2 separate regions of the Homo sapiens genome follow, and region 1 is linked to region 2. A link is an interaction called in ENCODE POLR2A ChIA-PET data of the cell type or tissue named here. Cell type or tissue: OCI-LY7. All regions are shown on one strand. Links, peaks and the distances in the headings refer to the core of each region. The heading gives the core; the rest is flanking DNA.

Evidence for each region. Peaks named below come from ENCODE experiments on the same cell type or tissue, not always from the same donor. Only the 100,000 strongest peaks of a DNase experiment are listed, where the experiment ranks them.
Region 1: POLR2A ChIA-PET joins it to region 2 with 5 read pairs; 5 of 35 experiments call an interaction of 5 or more read pairs at or near these places.

Annotation. Positions count from the first base shown.
Region 1 is chr19:14,506,914-14,516,689 of GRCh38, forward strand. It overlaps DNAJB1 (DnaJ heat shock protein family (Hsp40) member B1), which reads right to left. Exons shown (of 3, transcript NM_006145.3): 2 at 9,553-9,776; 3 at 7,856-9,257. The coding sequence ends at 9,027. Among named protein-coding and RNA genes, the nearest start is that of DNAJB1, 6.6 kb to the right of the region's middle. In OCI-LY7, for the core only: no CTCF peak of the experiment used is centred there; no DNase peak of the experiment used is centred there; H3K27ac peaks cover 252 bases.
Region 2 is chr19:14,018,119-14,027,928 of GRCh38, forward strand. No RefSeq gene overlaps it. Among named protein-coding and RNA genes, the nearest start is that of RLN3, 5.1 kb to the right of the region's middle. RefSeq lists enhancers at 5,394-5,894, 5,895-6,395 and a cis regulatory region at 5,398-5,797. In OCI-LY7, for the core only: no CTCF peak of the experiment used is centred there; DNase peaks (open chromatin) are centred at 813 and 1,213; H3K4me3 peaks cover 489 bases; H3K27ac peaks cover 1,538 bases.

The DNA.
Region 1 (9,776 bases), core at 4,679-7,178, 490 kb after region 2:
AAATATTAGCTGGGCGTGGTGATGTGTGCCTGTAATCCCAGCTACTTGGGAGGCTGAAGCAGGAGAATCACTTGAACCTGGCAGGCGGGTGCTGCAGTGAGCTGAGATCGCGCCACTGCACTCCAGCCTGGGCGACAGAGTGAGACTCTGTCTCAACACCACCACCACCAACAACAAATTACTTGTCGTTTGAAGCCACCCAGTTTGTTGTGGCAGCCCTAGGAAACGGAAACCCACAGGTGTGTTTCCTAGGAGACTGTGAGTTTCACGAGCTCCATCCTCCCTCCCCTATGCCAGATGGCCAAGTTTTCTGCTTGGCGCATCTCCTGAGCCTAGCACTGAGGTGTCCCTCAGGAACTGTGCCCATAGACTAGTCTACAGATTGTGAAGTAGAAACAGGTCCCCCATGCCAGGCGCGGTGGCTCACGCCTGTAATCCCAGCACTTTGGGAGGCCGAGGTAAGGCAGATCACCTGAGGTCGGGAGTTCGAGACCAGCCTGGCCAACATGGTGAAACCACGTTGCTACTAAAATTACAAAAATTAGCTGGGCGTGATGGTGGGTGCCGGTAGTCGCAGCTACTCAAGAGGCTGAGGCATGAGAATTGCTTGAATCTGGGAGGTAGGTGTTGCAGTGAGCTGAGATCATGCCACTGCACCCCAGCCTGGATGACAGAGCAAGTATCGGTCTCAAAAAAAAAAAAAAAAACAAAAAGAAAAGAAAAAGAAAAAAAGAAACAGGTCCCTCAGGAAAGAGGGGCTCTCCCGGACTGAATATCTGCTTCTCCCTGGTGGGAAAGCTGAAGGAATTGGGGTATGGGGGTGGGGTCCCTGGCAAGGGTGGTGGGGACTACTAGCTGACCCGAGGGCTGGGTTATCCTTCCTCTGCACATACCATGACATGAACTATCGTAGGAAAAATGTTGCAGGTCCTCTTGTCTGAATTACTTTGTCACTTAATTACTCACTTAACAAACACTCAAAGGGTCAGTTCCGGGGCAAGCATCACTCTGGCAACTGGTGATACAGATTATTAGGATGTAGTTGGTGACCTCAAGGGAACTCACAGTTGCCACAAAGCGGGGGACATTTTTTAGTATTCTCCTGCCGTTGTCTCTCCTGCCCCACTGACAAAGAGGGAAGGTGTCTCAACTAATAATCAGGGAGTTTGAGAAATCAGCCTCTGCTTCCCCTTGGGCAAGTGTGATGTCAACAGACTATGAAAGTACTTTCAGCCAGGAGGGGTGGCTCACGCCTGTAATCCTAGCACTTTGTGAGGCTGAGGCGGGTGGATTGCCTGAGCTCAAGAGTTCGAGACCAGCCTGGGTAACATGGTGAAACCCTGTCTCTACTAAAATATAAAAAATTAGCTGGGCGTGGCAGCATGCACCTGTAATCCCAGCTACCCAGGAGGCTGAGGCAGGAGAATCGCTTGAACCTCGGGGGCAGAGGTTGCAGTGAGCCAAGATTGCGCCACTGCACTCCATCCTAGGTGACAGAGTGAGACTCCTTCTCAAAAAAAAAAAAAAAAAGAAAGAAAGTGCTCTCAGGTCTGTGGGAGAGAAGATGAGTGCATGCTCTTTAAGGCCTAGTTTTTTTGTTTTTTTTTTTTGAGACAGTGTCTTACTCTGTCGCCCAGGCTGGAGTGCAGTGGCGAGATTTCGACCTCAGGTGATCCACCCAGCTGAGCCTTCCAAAGTTCTAGGATTACAGGCGCAAGCCACCGTACCCAGCCAAGGCCTAGATTTTAATAGAGAATATAGATAGATGCTTCTTGTTTGTGTTGTGCCATTTTTAGGTGTTTTTTTTTTCTTTCTTTCTTTCTTTCTTTTTTTTTGACAGAGTGTTGCTCTGTCACCGAGGCTGGAGTGCAGTGGCACAATCTTGGCTCAGTGCAACCTCCACCTTCTAGGTCCAAGCGATTCTCCTGCTTCACCCTCCAGAGTAATTGGGATTACAGGCACCTGCCACCACGCCTGGCTAATTTTTGTATTTTTAGTAGAGACAGGGTTTCAACATGTTGTCCAGGCTGGTCTCGAACTGCTGACCTCAGGTGATCCACCCACCTCGGCCTCCCAAAGTGCTGGGATTACAGGCGTGAGCCACTGCGCCTGGCCCATTTTTAGTATTTAGTGGAAGTTTGGTGCATTGAGATTTCCTTTATTCTTTCCTTTTTTTTTTTTTTTGAGACAGAGTTTCACTCTGTCACCAAGGCTGGAGTGCAGTGGGGCAATCTCAGCTCACTGCAACCTCTGTCTCCTGGGTTCAAGCAATTCTCCTGCCTCAGCCACTGGAGTAGCTGGGGTTACAGGTGCCTGCCACCATGCCCAGCGAATTTTTGTAATTTTAGTAGAGACGGGGTTTCACTGTGCTGGCCAGGCTGGTCTGAAACTCCTGACCTCAGGTGAGCCATCCGCCTTGGCCTCCCAAAGTGCTGGGATTACAGGCATGAGCCACTGTGCCCGGCCCAGCTTGACTTTTAGATATAATGTTTCAGTTTTTAGTAGAGATGGGGTTTCACCACATTGGCCAGGCTGGTCTCGAACTCCTGACCTCAAATGATCCACCCATGGTGGTCTCCCATAGTGCTGGGATTACAGGCATGACCTGCTCCGCCTGGCCTGGGGCAGGTTTTCTGCCAAGTGCTTTAGATATATTTGCTAATGTTATTCACACTTGCTCTATTCCTGGCCTGGATAAAGCGCTTCTCAGGGATTAGCTGTCTGAGTTCTAGCTCCAGAAGAGTGAGAAAGGAGGGGCTGCGATGTTTGATTAGTCCTGTTATACATGGGAAGAAACTGAGGCTCTGAAAGGTTTTGTCATTTGTTTGAGGAAATGTGGTGAGCAGAACTTGGACTTGGCACCCCCCTACCCCAGAAGCTGGGTTCTTCATCGCTATGTTCTTTTGTTTCCTAAATGCACTAACTCACCCAGATGTCACAGCATCTCTATGAGAGCTGCACTTCTGTTTCCCGTTTCTTCTGTTTTTTTTTTTCGAGACAGAGTCTTGCTCTGTCACCCAGGCTGGTGTGCAGTGGTGGGATCTGGGCTTACTGCAGCCTCTACCTCCCAGTTTCAAGCGATTCTCCTGCCTCAGCCTCCTGAGTAGCTGGGATTACAGGCACCTGCCACCACGCCCAGCTTTGTATTTTTAGTAGAGACAGAGTTTCACCACGTTGGCCAGGCTGGTCTTGAACTCTTGACCTCAAGTGATCCATCCGCCTCGGCCTCCCAAAGAGCTGGGATTACAAGCATGAGCCACCACACCTGGCTAATGCTCAGCTAACGTTTTAGGAGGGTGGATCACCTGAGGTCAGGAGTTCGAGACCAGCCTGACCAACACGGTGAAACCCCATCTCTACTAAAAATACAAAAATTAGCTGGGTGTGGTGGCGGGTGCCTGTAATCCCAACTACTCGGAAGGCTGAGGCAGGATAATTGTTTGAACTTGGGAGGCGGAGGTTGCAGTGAGCTGAGATTGCATCATTGTACTCCAGCCTGGGTGACAGGGCAAGACTCCGTGTCAAAAAAAAAAAAAAAAAAAAGAAAGAAAAGAAAAGAAAAGAAAAGAAAAAAAACAAAAGCAAGCAATCAAACTGGGACTCAAATCCGGAAGCAAGAACGATGTGAGAGGAGTCAGGGGTCGCCAAACACTAATTTAGATCTTCACACCCAGCTGGGTGGACCTGCCAGAATAAAGGTGGGGAATAGCACAGGAATGAGGAAGCTCTTTATGTTCACAGCATCTTGTGTGAGAAAAAAAAAAAAAAAAAGCGGAGTGTACAGTATGTACTCCTTGTGTAAAAAAAGAAAAATGTATTCCCCGCAGCATCTCAGGAAAGGCGCAGGAGAGACGGGGAACATTCGTATCCAGTTCGGGGGTGTGGAATCGGATGGTAGGGTGGGAGGGAGGACTTTCACTCTCTGTATCCTTTCCAGTGTTGTATTGTGATTACACAGTCAAAAAATAAAACTGAAAATTTAGAAATTGTGTTTATGCTTATGTAAGCACAGACTCATCTCTTGGAGGAAGCACAAAAATGGTTTTTTTAAAAAAGGAAAAAAAGGCCGGGTGCAGTGACTCACGCCTGTCATCCCAGCACTTTGGGAGGCTGAGGTGGGCGGATCACTTGAGGTCAGGAGTTTGAGACTAGCCTGGGCCAACATGATGAAATCCTGTCTCCACTAAAAATACAAAAATTAGCCGGGCGTGGTGGTACGCGCCTGTAATCCCAGCTACTAGGGAAGCTGAGCCAGGAGGGTCGTTTGAGCCTGGGAGGCAGAGGTTGCAGTGAGCCGAGATTGCACCACTGCACTCCAGCCTTGGCGACAGACCGAGACTCTGTCTCAAAAATGAGAAAAGGAAAAAAAAAAAAAAAAATCTGTGATGCCAATGCCAGTGTCTATAGTGGTGCAGTAGGATGGGGAACTTCAGGGCCAGGGGAAGGATGGGAGGACTCGGCTTTTCACCATAGGCCAAATGGACCTATTGAGTGCTGTTCTATGATTATAAAAAAAAAACACTGCTGGTATTGTAATGCAGGTGGGTCAAAGAATGAGTCAGTTGCACACGTCCTGTCATGGAAGGAGCTCTGAGACCTGATCAGAGATGCAGCATGGAAAAGTGAAATAAATCCATTAAAGAAAGCCCAAGGCTGAGCCTATAATCCCAGAGCTTTGGGAGGCCAAGGTGGGAGAATCGCTTGGGGCCAGAGCAACATATCAAGATATCAAGATATCGGCCAGCGCAGGTTCACGCCTGTCATCCCAGCACTTTGGGAGGCCGAGGCAGGTGGATCACTTGAGGTCAGGAGTTCAAGACCAGCCTGGCCAACATGGTGAAACCCAGTCTCTACTAAAAATAAAAAATTAACCAGGCATGGTAGCACACGCCTGTAATCCCAGTTACTCGGGAGGCTGAGGCAGGAGAATCGCTTGAACCCAGGAGGCAGAGGTTGCAGTGAGCCGAGATTGCGCCACTGCACTCCAGCATGGGCAAAAGAGCAAGATTCCGTCTCAGGAAAAAAAATTAAAAAAAAAAAAAAAAAAAAAGGAAGGTAGAAGTGGCTCACGCCTGTAATCCCAGCACTTTGGGAGGCCAAAGCAGGCACATCACGAGGTCAAGAGATCAAGACCATCCCGACCAACATGATGAAACCCCATCTCTAGTAAAAATACAAAAATTAGCTGGGCGTGATGTCATGTGCCTGTAGTCCCAGCTACTCAGGAGGCTGAGACAGGAGAATCACTTGAACCCGGGAAGTGGAGGTTGTAGTGAGCCAAGATTGCACCACTGCACTCCAGCCTAGGCAACAGAGCAAGACTCCATCCCCCTCCCCGCAAAAAAGTTAACATATCAACAAATCATCTCTACAAAAATTAGACAAATTGGCTGGTTGTGGTGTGGAGTGCCTGTGGTCCTAGCTACTCAAGAGGTTGAGAGGCGGGAGGATTGCTTGAGCCCAGGAGTTTGAGGCTGCAGTGAGCTATGATCCTACCACTGCACTCCAGCCTGGACAACAGAGTGAAATCCTGTCTTCAAAAAAAGAAATTAAAAAAAAAATCCTGAGTGCGGTGGCTCACACCTGTAATCCCAGCACTTTGTGAGGCCGAGGGGGCGCCGATCACTTGAGGTCAGGAGTTTGAGGCCAGCCTGGCCAACATGGTGAAACCCCATCTCTATACTAAGAATACAAAAATTAGCCTGGCGTGGTGGCGCACGCCTGTAATCTCAGCTACTTGGAAGGCTGAGAATTGCTTGAACCTGGAAGGTGGAGATCGCAGTGAGCCGAGATTGCACCACCGCGCTCCAGCTTGGATAGAGCGAGACTCTGTCTGAAAAAAAAAAAAAAAAAAAACAAGCCCAAGACTTTGGGAAAAGTTTGCATGTGGGTGCACCAGATATCCGGCCAAGATAGACAAGCCAAGTAGTGGCCTTTGAGCAAAAAAATGCATGTGTGAAAGGTCTTTGGGCCCTTTTACCACCAAGATTTTCCCCTCAAAATCCCACCGTCCCACTCCTCACACTGCTACCTGGTAGGTTGCTTGGCCGTGTTTTTTGTGAAGTTCCCAGAATTGTATATACCTCAAGGCTTCGTGCACCTTTATGTTTGTGACACTTCAGTATGAAGTTCACAGGGACTTGGTGTATAATGGAGACTTGGGGGTGGGGATGGCAGCCCTGGGATTTGTGTCACCAATGAGGTCAGGTCAGTTCCGCAATAAATGTGACCTTGGCGTGTGGGATACTTTGGTAAACATCTCTTAGCTCTTGATATTCCAGGGTCACCTCCTGATTGGGCTGGCGTCTCCTGGCTTAATGTGGCTGCTCTTCAAAGTCACCCCTGCAATGTCTTTAGGGAAAAGCCCTCTAGACTTGACTTGTCCAACAGTTGCCACTGGCCACATACATGTGTGGCTGCTAAGCAACTGAAGTGTGGCAGGACTGAGGAACTGATTCTAATTTTATTGAATTTGTAAGATGTTTAAGTAAACGGTATATAGAACGTTCTAGTCATTGCAGAAAGTTCTCCTGGACTGGCAGGGCTGCCCCTAGCCTGTTTTCAGCGCTTCAACTGTTTCAGTGGGAAGGGAAAGCAACTCTTAGCTTGACACTTTTTTGTGAGACACAGCCTCGCTCTGTCACCCAGGCTGGAGTGCAGTGGTGGGATCTTTGCTCACTGCAACCTCTGCCTCCCATGTTCAAGTGATTCTCCTGCCTCAGCCTCCTGAGTAAATGGGACTACAGGTACGTGCACCACGCCTGGCTTTTTGTTTTAATAGAGACGGGGTTTCACCATGTTGGCCAGGCTGGTCTGAAACTCCTGACCTCAGGTGATCTGCCCGCCTTGGCCTCCCAAAGTGCTGGGATTACAGGTGTGAGCCACTGCGTCTGGCCCAGTTTGACTTTTGGATACTGTGTTTTAGTTTTTTTTTCTTGATACAGGGTCTCACTTTGTCACCCAGGTTGGAGTGCAGTGGCACAAACACAGCTTGCTACTGCCTCCACCTCTTGGGCTCAATTGATCCTCCTGCCTCAGTCCCATAAATAGCTGGCCCTACAGGTGTACGCTGCATTCTCCGGCTGAATTTTTAAATTTTGTAGAGATGGGGTTTCACAATGTTGTCTAGGCTGGTCTCAAACTCCTGAGCTCAAGGGATCTACCCACCTTGGCCTCCCAAAGTACTGGGATTACATGCCTGAGCCACTGCTCCTGGTCTATATACAGTGTTTCCACTTTAGAACATTTTGTAACAAAGCAGCAATACATTGTTTTAAGCCTGAGCAATTACTTTATAATAAAACCAGTTATTTTAAAGAAAGTTACAAAGTAAAAGCAGCTTTAGTAGCCTGCAAATAAAGCCAAGGCAGGAAATGGGTCCTCTCTACAGTGGGGCTAGTCCTGGGCAGGACCTTGAGCTCCGGTTTGGCCAGCCTTCAGGACGCCCAGCCCGTTCTAGCAGGGAAGGAGTGATAAGGAATTAAGAGGCCAGACCCTGGGTTGGCCCCTTGGCCCCAGAGCCAAGGTCTGCTGAAAAAGCCAGGGACCCTGAAGAAAGGCAGAATTAGGAGCCAGACCCTGCCTCTCCCCACCGCTACTTTGACTCCAACCTTCATCAAAAAATGATCCCCAAGGCCACTGTGCTTGGGTCTCTGGTTTTTTGGACCCCGAGTCTGGGTAGAAGTTCTCCAACCCACTTATGGCTGAGGAAGGGAGACTTACGTTTCCCTTGCAGGGCACTTGCCTCCTGCCCATCCCACCCTCTCACCTTGATTGAATTTGGAAGGATGCCCAGCTCCCCACTCCACCCCCAAAACCAGCAGAACCCTCAAACAGAGTCACAGGACCGCTCCCCTGAGGTTTAGCATCAGTCTTTAATGCTGTCGCACTTCATTGACTAGTCACACACTTTGGTCTCATGTTGGCAGTGGCAACTTACAATGAGTCTAAAGGTCTGAGCACTGGACTGGCCTCCAGGGAACAGACATTTGTTCCAACTCCCCTTCCCTCCCCAAGATTTCTTCAGAATTCCATTATGGCCCTATACAGAGAGCACTGGCTGCCGGGGACAGGTTTTGAGTGTACACCAACTATACATGGAATTATAAAAACATATTTACAGACGTTCCACAGTGCTCCTGTAATCAGAAGCAAAGACCCTTTTATCAAAAGGGATTGTATCTAGGGCTGTGCAAAATTCAAAAGGATCAGATCCCTTTGAAAGAGTCCATAGTCCATGAAACAAAAAATTACCTGGGCCACTGGTAAGCCCCACGTGTGCCAAGATTGCCTTACAGAAATGTAAAGAGTGTGACCCACAAAGTGAGGACATTCAGCTTCACTGGAGCCAGAGGTCAGGAAGGCCCCTTGCTGAGGCCAGGCTCCCAGACCATCAAGGGAGAGGTGGCTGCACTTGCTGGAGTCACTCACTGGAGGCTGGCTCCCTTGGTCCTGCTGGAACGAGAGGTATTGCTTGTGGACGCCAACCAGGCAGTTCTGCAGGAATAGTTTAGGTTCTCAATTTGAGATGGCCAAAGAGAAGACAGAATTCTCCAGGAGAAGAGCAAGACATGGGAGACAAATACAGAATAAAGCACAAACTGATCACACAACAGAAAAGGAGGAGTGTACAGGGTCTGGGAATCAAGACTGCAGGTTGACATTATCTACCAGCCAGAAGCAAAAAGACACAGAGGGATCAAGTCCATCTGCTGGTCTGCCTCTCACCCCTGGCCAGGGACTGGAGGTGGATGTGGGCCCATCCCGGGAGGGCTGCCAGACCCAGTGGGGCAGACTGGAATGCCTTTTCCTGCTGTTCCCACCACCTGATGCCCTATAGCTCGAAAAACCACTGAAGTCTAGTGTGCGACTTTGAAAGATTGTAATATATGCTCTGGAAAACATTCAGCAGTACGAAAGCCCTCCCTGGGCCCTCCCACCCTCTCATGGTCCACAACTGGTAGAAAGGTCCAGAAATCCTTGAGCTCTGGAAAGGTCCCTGGTCAGTCCTTGGGGAGCTCAGATAGCTATATTGGAAGAACCTGCTCAAGTACGGTTCTTGATGTCTGGGGAATCCTTTCGGGGAAGATCACTTCAAACTCAATAATGAGGTCCCCACGTTTCTCGGGTGTTTTGGGGAGGGGGAGGCCTTCTCCAGGAACTTTTCGCCGCATGCCAGGCCTGATAACATCTTTGAATACGACGGGTATCGTCCTGCCGTCCAGAGTGGGGACGTTCACTGTGCAGCCACACAGAGCCTTGAAAAGCAAAAGGACAGCATTAGATGGAAGCTGGCTCAAGAGGCTCAGCTCTTGCCCAGAGGCCGTCTGCCATAGATAAGACCCATCAGGCCTCTGCAGCTAAGACCTGGCCCCCAAATCTACACGTCCCCACCACGAAAGCTCCACAACAGCGCCCTGGTCAGTCCTGTTCACTGTTGTGCCCCAAGCCTGGCACGCACCACACACCCCAACACATTGGTTCAGCAAATACTAAACTGCTTCAAAAAGCAGCCATCGCCCTCTACAGACACCGCCCCACCTGGCACCTTACCTCCCGGAGGCTGATCCTGGCAGGATAAATGACATCAGAGCCATCTCTCTTAAAGATATTGTGGGGCTTGTCCTTTAAAACAAAGACGATATCAGCTGGAATGTTGTTGGAGGTCTGGTCTCCTTCCTTGGGGAAAGTGATTTTGGTTCCTTCTTTCCACCCCTTCTTCACTTCGATGGTCAATATTTTGTCTTCGTTTCGAATGCTCTTTCCGTCGGGGTTTA
Region 2 (9,810 bases), core at 269-2,768:
AAACAGCCGGACACAGTGCTCACGCCTGTAATCCCAGCACTTTGGGAGCCCGAGGTGGGGAGATCCCCTGAGGTCAGGATTCAAGACCAGCCTGGCCAACATGGTGAAACCCCGTCTCTACTAAAAATACAAAACACATTAGCTGGATGTAGTGGCGCACGCCTGTAATTCCAGCTACTCGGGAGGCTGAGACAGGAGAATCGCTGGAACCTGGGAGGTGGAGACTGCAGCGAGTCAAGATGGCGGCATTGCACTCCAGCCTGCGCAACAAGAGCAAAACTCCATGCCAAAAGAAAAAAAAAATGTTAAAACGGTAAATTTTACATGTATTTTGCCACATTAACAAAAAATGTTTAGGCCAGGTGCAGCAGCTCATGCCTGGGCAAAATATTGAGGCCCTGTCTCTAAAAAAAAAAAGAAAAAAAAAAACAAGAAAAAGAAAAATATTGGCCAAGCATAGTAGTGAGCTGAGGTGGGAAGATGGCTTGATCCCAGGGGTTTGAGACTGCAGTGAGCTATGATCGTGCCACTGCACTCCAGTCTGAGTGACAGAGCCAGAGCCAGACAAAGCCAAAGAGGGAAAAAAATGGGTTTAACATACTGGCGGGGCACAATGGCTCACACCTATAATCCCAGCACTTTGGGAGGATGAGGCAGGCAGGTTGCTTGAACTCAGGAGTTTAAGACCAGCCTGGGCAACATGGTGAAACCCTGTTTCTGCAAAAAAAAAAAAAAAAAAAATTTAGCTGGGCGTGGTGACATGTGCCTGTGGTCTCAGCTACTCTGGGAGGCTGAGGCAGGAGGATCACTTGAGCCCAGGAGGTCAAGGCTACAGTGAGCTGGGATGGTGCTACTGCACTTCAGCCTGGGTGATAGAGTAAGACCCTGTCTCAAAAAATAAATAAATAAATAAATAAATAAAGCAAGCCTAGGAGTTTGAGACCTGCCTGGGGCACATACTGAGACCCTGTCTCTACAAAAAATTTAAAAATGAGCTGAGAGTGGTATGCATCTGTGGTCCCAGCTACTCAGGCGGCTAAGGTGGGAGGATAACTTGAGCCCGGGAGATCGAGGCTGCAGTGAGCCGTGATATTGCTGCTGACTCTAGCCTGGGCAACGGAGTGAGACCCTGTCTCATAAAGAAAAAAAAAACCTGTATTCATATTTGTTTTCATGTGTACAAAGTAATTCTGGAAAGATACTCAGGAAATTAAGAGCTGTGGTTATTCATGAGAGAAAGGGGAGGAACTGAAACTTGGAAGGCAGATGCTGCTTCATAAACCTTATATGCTTTGCTTTTTGAAGCATGTAAATGTATTAACTATTCGAAGATAAATTAAATAGTTTGGAGAAGCTGAGGGCAGTGATACAGACCTCTAATCCCAGCTATTTGGGAGGCTGAGGTGGGACGATCACTTTAGGAAAGGGAACTAAGACCAGCCTGGCAACACAGCGAGACTCCAGTCTCTTAAAAAAAAAAAAAAAAAAAAAAAAAATATATATATATATATATATATATATATATATATATATATATATATATATATATTTATTGTATTGCTGGGCACAGTGGCTCATGTCTGTAACCTCAGCACTTTGGGAGGCTGAGGCAGGTGGATCACTTGAGGCCAAGAGTTTGAGACTACCCTGGCCAACATGGTGAAACACCATCTCTAATAAAAATACAAAAATTAGCCGGGAGTGGTGGCGGGTGCCTGTAGTTTCAGCTACTCGGGAGGCTGAGACAGGAGAATCACTTGAACCCAGGAGGTGGACATTGCAGTGCACTGAGATGGTGCCACTGCACTCCAGCCTGGATGACAGAGCAAGACTCCATCTCAATATATATATAATATATATTTATATATAATATGTTAATATATTGTATACATACATATATGTATACAACATATTAATTTATATTAAGGTAATATATTATATTAATTAATTATATTATACTAATTAAATTATATTAATATAAGATGTATTAATTTACATATATTTCTGTATACAATATATTAATATATTATAAAAATGTTACATTATGTCCTAGGCTATATTTATATGTGCTATATTTATATTATATAAATAATATATCATAAAAATATGTTACATTATGCTATGTATTTATTTTATATAGCATAATGTAACATATAATATATAATGTATATATTACATATTATATATTATATATTTTTTGTATACTTTTTTAACATGTCCCCAGAGATAGGAAATATAAATCTATATTATACATTATATAACATATTTATATTACATATTATATATTATATATCATAATACATTATAATATATTAATTATAATATAATATATTAATATATTATAACATATTCTATAAATAAAATATTTATATATTATATAAATATGTTATATAATATGTTATATATAAATGCTATGATATATTGTATAACATAAATATAAAATTATATCTCATATAATAGATTATACATGATATATAATATACATTATATATCATATACATTATATATCATACATGATATATAATAATTATATTTAATATATAATGTATATTTTTATAATAATTACATATAACACATATATTTATATATTTTATATATATATATATATATACAGTCTGTATCTTCAACTGTTTTGTTTTTTTAAAAGGACACTCATAATTGGATTTAGGGCCCACCCAGATAATCCAGGATGAGCTTATCTTAATATAATATAATATATAATTTTATATTATATATTATATATTGTATTATAATATAATAAATATATAAATATTTTATTATATATTTTATAATATATATTATATATATTATATATATAAAATAAATATATATATTATACATAAATATAAATATATATAATATATTATATAACCTATTTATATTATATATATAAATATATAAATATATCATATATATTTATGTAGAATATATTTATATATTATAATATACTATATTATTATAATTATAATATATTTATATATAAATATATAAATGTATTTCTATATAATATATAAGTATATTATATAATAGAATATAGTATAATATATAACATCTATAATATATAAGTATACTTATATAATATATATTATACAATATATAAGTATATTATATATGTTTATATAATATATAAACATATTATATAATATGTTTATATATGATATATGCATATTATGTTTATTATGATATATGCATATTATATAATATGTTTATTATATGATATATAAATATATTTATATGTTATAGATGTTATGTATATTATAGATATATTATAATTTATAAATGTATATCATAATAATTTTATAAACTTATAAATATATATTATATATATAAAGTTTGGAAATCAGGGCTTTATTTAGAATTGGCAAAATTGGCTTGCATTTTTATAGTGAACAAAATCATCATGACACCCATATTCCTAGCAGGTGACATTTCCCGTTCTGACTATATTCATTTCACTGTAGCTGCTGTAACCAGTGTCCACAAACCAGGTGGCTTACACCAATGAACATTTATTCCCTTCCTGTTCTGGTTGTCAGGAGTCTGAAATGCAGGCGTCGCAGGGCCGCGCCCCCTCTGAGGCCTCTAGGGGAGGGTCCCTCCTTGCCTCTTCCAGCTTCTGGAGGCTCCAGGCCTTCCTTGGCTTCCTCAATGGCATTAAGCCAATTTCTGCCTCTGTCTTCATATGAACTTTCCTCTTTTGTCTGTGTCTTCAACTCTTTTGTTTTTTAAAAGGACACTCATAATTGGATTTAGGGCCCACGAAGATAATCCAGGTTGAGCTCATCTTAAGGTTCTTTTTAATTTTTTTTTAATGGAGTCTCACTGTGTTGCTCAGACTGGAGTGCAGTGGCATGCGATCTGGGTTCAATGCAACCTCCGACTCCCGGGTTCAAGCGATTCTCCTGGATCAGCCTCCTGAGTAGCTCATATTACAGGTGCCCGTCACCACACCCAGCTAATTTTTGTATTTTCAGTAGAGACCGGGTTTCACCATGTTGGCCAGGCTGGTCTGGAACTCCTGACCTCAGGTGATCTGCCTGCCTCAGCTTCCTGAAGTCCTGGGATTACAGGCATGAGCCACCCCCCAAGGCCATCTAAAGATTCTTAATTACATTTGCAAAAGCTCTTTTTCTTTTTCTTTCTTTCTTTTTTTTTTTTGAGACAGGGTCTCACTCTGTTGCCGAGGCTGGAGTGCAGTGACACCATCCCAGCTCACTACAGTCTCAAATTCCTGGGCTCAAGCGATCCTCCCACCTCAGCCTCCTGTGTAGGGGACTACAGGAACACACCACCATACCCAGCTAATTTTTGTATTTGTAGAGACGGGAGTGTCACTGTATTGTCCAAGCTGGTGTGGAACTCCTGGCCTCTAGCAATCCTCCTGCCTTGGTCTTCCAAGTAGCTGAGACCACAGGCATGCATGCCTGGCTAATATTTTCTATTTTTTAAAGGCCAGATCTTGACATTTTGCCCAGGCTGGTCTTAAACTCTTACGCTCAAGTGTTCCTCCGGCCTCAGCTTCCTAAGTAGCTGGAAATACAGGCACACATCACCTCACCTGGCTAAGGTTTTGTTTTGTTTTGTTTTAAGATAGGATCTCTGTCACCCAAGCTGGGTGACACAATCATGGCTCACTGCAGCCGTGACCTTCTGGGCTCAAGCAATCCTCCTGCCTCAGCCTCCTGAGTAGCTGAGATTACAGGCACCTGCCACCGTGCCTGACTAATTTTTTTATTTTTTAGTAGAGACAGGGTTTCACTGTGTTGGCCAGGCTGGTCTCAAACTCCTGACCCCAGGTGATCCGTCCTCCTTGGCCTCCCAGTGTGCTGGGATTACAGGTGTGAGCCACCGCACTTGGTTTCAAATACTTTTTTCTAGTAAGATCACATTTATAGATCCCAGGGTTTAGGATGTGGACATAGATTTCTGCAGATCACCATTTACACACCACACCGACGAGTGCTGTGCAGAATGCTTAGGACTCTATAGAATTTCACCAAAGTCCCCAAGAGGCTCATGAAGCAGGTATACTTATCATCTCCATCTTCACAATGAACTCAGAGAGGTATAGGGTCTTGCCCAAGGATACACAGGAACAGAGATTTGAACCTAGCTATGTTGGGCCCAAAACTCTGATTCTATGTGAGACACAAAAGACGCTTCTGGGCTGGGTGCAGTGACTCACGCCAGCACTTTGGGAGGCTGAGGTGGGCAGATCACTTGAGATCAAGAGTTTGAGGCTAGCCTGGCCAACATGGCAAAACCCCGTCTCTACTAAAAATACAAAAATTAACCAGACATGGTGGCGCACACCTGCAGTCCTAGCTACTTGGGAGGCTGAGGCACATGAATAGCTTGAACCCTGGAGACAGAGGCTGCGATGAGCCGAGATCACTCCATTGCACTCCAGTCTGAGCGACAGAGTGAGACCCTGTGTCAAAAAAAAAAAAAAAAGAAAAGAAAAAGAAAAAAGAGGCTTCTGGTTTGAGGCCCATCAGTTAAGTCAGGCAGGCAGGCAGCAGATATTTCCTGAATGCTTGTTCTTCCCCAGGCCAGGCACTGGGGGCGCAGGAGAAAAGGGCAGGAGGGTACCTCCCTACAGGAAGTTCCTGGAGAAGAGGCCGAGGGGAAGAGAGTATTATTCACCAGCCCTTTAGAAACAGAGCAATCAGAGGTGACCTCTGCCTCCGGAAGGTTGCCCTTGGCCTGTGACATCCACAGCAGGCAACTGGGGCCAGGAGTTTGTGACAGAGAAAAGGACAAAGAGATGAAGTTCTAATCCAAAGGGAACGTGTCCAGTAGAAATAACATTTAAACAGCACTTACTTCATGCAGGAGATTGTTGTAAAAATTTGACTCACTCATTAAATCTTTCCCATTTTGCAAGTGAGGAAACCAAGGCACAGAGAGTTTAAGTGACTTGGCCAAGGTCACACAGCAGGAAAGAGGCAGAGGTGGAATTTGAAGCCAAGCTTGCCCCCCTTACCAGAGCCCTTGTTTTTGCTGTGTTTTAAAGTCGAGGTGAAATTGACATTAACATAGCTGTGCCTGGTGGCTCATGCCTGTAGTCCTAGCACTTTGGGAGGCCAAAGGGGGAGGATCACTTGAGCTCAGGAGTTCCAGATCAGCCTGGGCAACATAGTTAGGCCTCATCTCTTTAAAAAAGAAAGACTGGCCGCAGTGGTTTACATTTGTAAACCACCTGTTTCCCACCTGGCTAATTTTTGTATTTTTGTTAGAGACTGGGTTTTACACTACGGTGGACAGGCTGGTCTCAAACTCCTGAACTCAAGTGATCTGCCCGCCTTGGCCTCCCAAAGTGCTGGGATTACAGACGTGAGCCACCGTACCTGGCCTGGTTAGTTTTATTTTATATGGATGTTATCTCTCTCTTTTTTTTTTTTTTTTTGAGACAGAGTTTCGCTCTTGTTGCCCAGGCTGGAGTGCAATGGCGTGATCTCCGCTCACTGCATCCTCCGACTCCCAGGTTCAAGAGATTCTCCTGCCTCAGCCTCCTGAGTAGCTGGGATTACAGGCATCTGCCACCATGCCCAGCAAATTTTTGTATTTTTAGTAGAGACGGGTTTCACCGTGTTGGCCAGGCTGGTCTCAAACTCTTGACCTCAAGTGATCCGTCCTCCTCAGCCTCCCAAAGTGCTGGGATTACAGGCATGAGCCACCATGCCCGGCCTCAATTTTTTTTTTTTTTAGACAAGGTTTGGCTCCGTTGTACAGGCTGGAGTGCAGTGATGCAATCTCAGCTCATGGCAGCCTTGAACGCTTAGGCAAAAGTGATCTTCCCACCTCAGCCTCCTGAGTAGCTGGGATCACAGATGTGTGCCACCACACCTGGCTAATTTTTACATTATTTGTAGAGGTGGGGTTTCACCTGTTGCCCAGGCTGGTCTGGAACTCTTGGGTTCAAGCAATCCTCCTGCCTTGGCTGCCCAAAGTTCCGGAATTACAGGCGTGAGCCATCATTCCCAGCCTCTCAATATATATATTTTTATTTTATTATGATGATGATGATTATTTTTTGTGACAAAGTCTCACTCTGTCGCCCACGCTGATGCACAGTGGCTCAATCTCGGCTCACTGCAGACTCTGCCTCCTGGGTTCAAGTGAGTCTCCTGCCTCAGACTCCTGAGTAACTGGGATTACAGGCATGTGCCACCATGCCCAGCTAATTTTTGTACTATTAGTAGAGATGGGGTTTGACCATGTCGGCCAGGCTGGTCTCGAACTCCTGACCTCAAGTGACTCGCCCGCCTCAGCTGCCCAAAGTTCTAGGATTACAGGCATGAGCCACTGTGCCTGGCCACTGCCACTAATTTTACATTATGGTGAGTTGTATGATTATTTCAATATACAACTACAGTATAATAATAATAGAAATAAAGTGCACAATAAATGTGATGCGCTTGGCCAGGCGCGGTGGCTCATGCCTGTAGTCCCAGCACTTTGGGAGGCCGAGGTGGACGGATCATGAGGTCAAGAGATCGGGACCAACCTGGACAACATGGTGAAACCTCGTCTCTACTAAAAATACAAAAATTAGCTGGGCGTGGTGGCATATGCCTGTAGTCCCAGCTACTCGGAAGCTGAGGCAGGAGAATCGCTTGAACCTGGGAGGCAGAAGTTGCAGTGAGCCAAGATTGCGCCATTGCACTCCAGCCTGGTGACACAGCAAGACTCCATCTCAAAAAAAAAAAAAAAAAAAAAAAAAGTGATACGCTTGAATCATCCCGAAACCATCCACTTGACACTCCATCCATGGAAAAATTGTCTTCCACGAAACCGGTTTCTGGCGTCAAAAACGTTAGGATCTGCTGCCTCAGGACACCCTTCTGTGTCTCCGTTTCCTCATTTGTAATATGAGAATTATCTTAGTCCTGAATTCATAACCCCATGCTCTTAAAAGTGTGGTTTCCGCCGGGCGCAGTGTCTCACGCCTGTAATCCCAGCACTTTGGGAGGTCGAGGCGGGCGGATCACGAGGTCAGGAGATCGAGACCATCCTGGCTAACACAGTGAAACCCCGTCTCTACTAAAAATACAAAAAATTAGCCGGGCGTGGTGGCGGGCGCCTGTAGTCCCAGCTACTCGGGAGGCTGAGGCAGGAGAATGGCGTGAACCTGGGAAGTGGGGAGCTTGCAGTGAGCCGAGATCATGCCACTGCACTCCAGCCTGGGCGACAGTGCGAGACTCCATCTCAAAAAAAAAAAAAAAAGAAAGAAAGAAACTGTGGTTTCTGGGCTGGGCGTGGTGCTCCAGGCTGGAGTGCAATGACACAATCTTGGCTCACTGCAACCTCTGCCTCCTGGGTTCAAGCGATTCTCCTGCCTCAGCCTTCTCAGTAGCTGGGATTACAGGCACCCGCCACCATGCCCGGCTAATTTTTATATTTTTAATAGAGACAGGGTTTCATCATGTTGGCCAGGCTGGTCTCAAACTCCTGACCTCAGGTGATCCACCCGCCTCGACCTCCCAAAGTGCTGGGATTACAGGTGTGAACCACTGTGTCCAGCCAATCCCAGCACTTCGAGAGTCTGACGCATTTGGGTCCCTTGAGTCCAAGAGTTTGAGACCAGCCCGGGCAACATTGTGAGGTCTCATCTCTACAAAAAATACAAAAATTAGCTGAGCATGGTGGTACACACCTGTAGTCCCAGCTACTTAGGAGGCTGAGGTGGGAGGATCATTTGAACCCGGGAATTCAAGGCTGCAGTGAGCTATGTTGCCACCACTACAATCCAGCCTGGGCAACATAGCCAGACCCTGTCTCTGAAAAAAAGAAAAAAAAAAAAGTCTGGTTTCTGAACCAGCAGGATCAATGTCACCTGGGAACTGGTTGGAAATGCAGATTCTTAGATATGTTCCATACCTGTTGAGTCAGGAGCTCTGCAGGTAGGACACAAAGATATGTGTTTTGTTTGTTTGTTTTTGAGACAGAGTCTCACTCTGTTGCCCAGGCTGAAGTGCAGTGGCGCCATCTCAGCTCACTGCAACCTCCACCTCCCAGGTTCAAGCAATTCTCCTGCCTCAGCCTCCCAAGGAGCTGGGGCTACAGACATGAGCCACCACACCCGGCTAATTTTTTGTATTTTTAGTAGAGGCGGGGTTTCACCATGTTGGCCAGGCTGGTCTCGAACTCCGGACCTCAGGTAATCCTCCTGCCATGGCCTCCCAAAGTGCTGGGATTACAGGCGTGAGCCACCGCGCCTGGCCTGATTTCTGTTTTAACAAGCCTACCCAAAGATTCTGAAGCTCACTCACATTTGAGAACCATTACCCTGGGTTGTTGGGAGAATCAAATACATTACAGAGATATAAAATGCTTTGAGCAGCTGAGGGCTGTGGCTCATATCTGTAATCCCAGCACTTTGGGAGGCTGAGACAGGCGGATCACCTGAGGCCAGGAGTTCGAGACCAGCCTGGCCAACGTGGTAAAACCCCGTCTCTACTGAAAATACAAAAATTAGCCAGGTGTGGTGGTGGGCGCCTGTAATCCCAACTACTTGGGAGGCTGAGGCGGGAGAATTTCTTGAATCTGGGAGGCGGAGGTTGCAGTGAGCCAAGATTGTGCCATTGGGACTGTACCTCTAGCCTGGGTGACAGAGCGAGACTCCATCTAAACAAACAAACAAACAAATAAACAATAAAATGCTTACAGTAGTGTGCCTGGCCTCGTAGCACATACTGCACTGGGCGTTCACTGCTATTATGATCTTCGAAGAGGTCCAGGACCCTAACGTTGTGGGGATCTGGTTGTGTCACCTTACCCCGCCTTTTGGGATTATGCGTTTCTGGT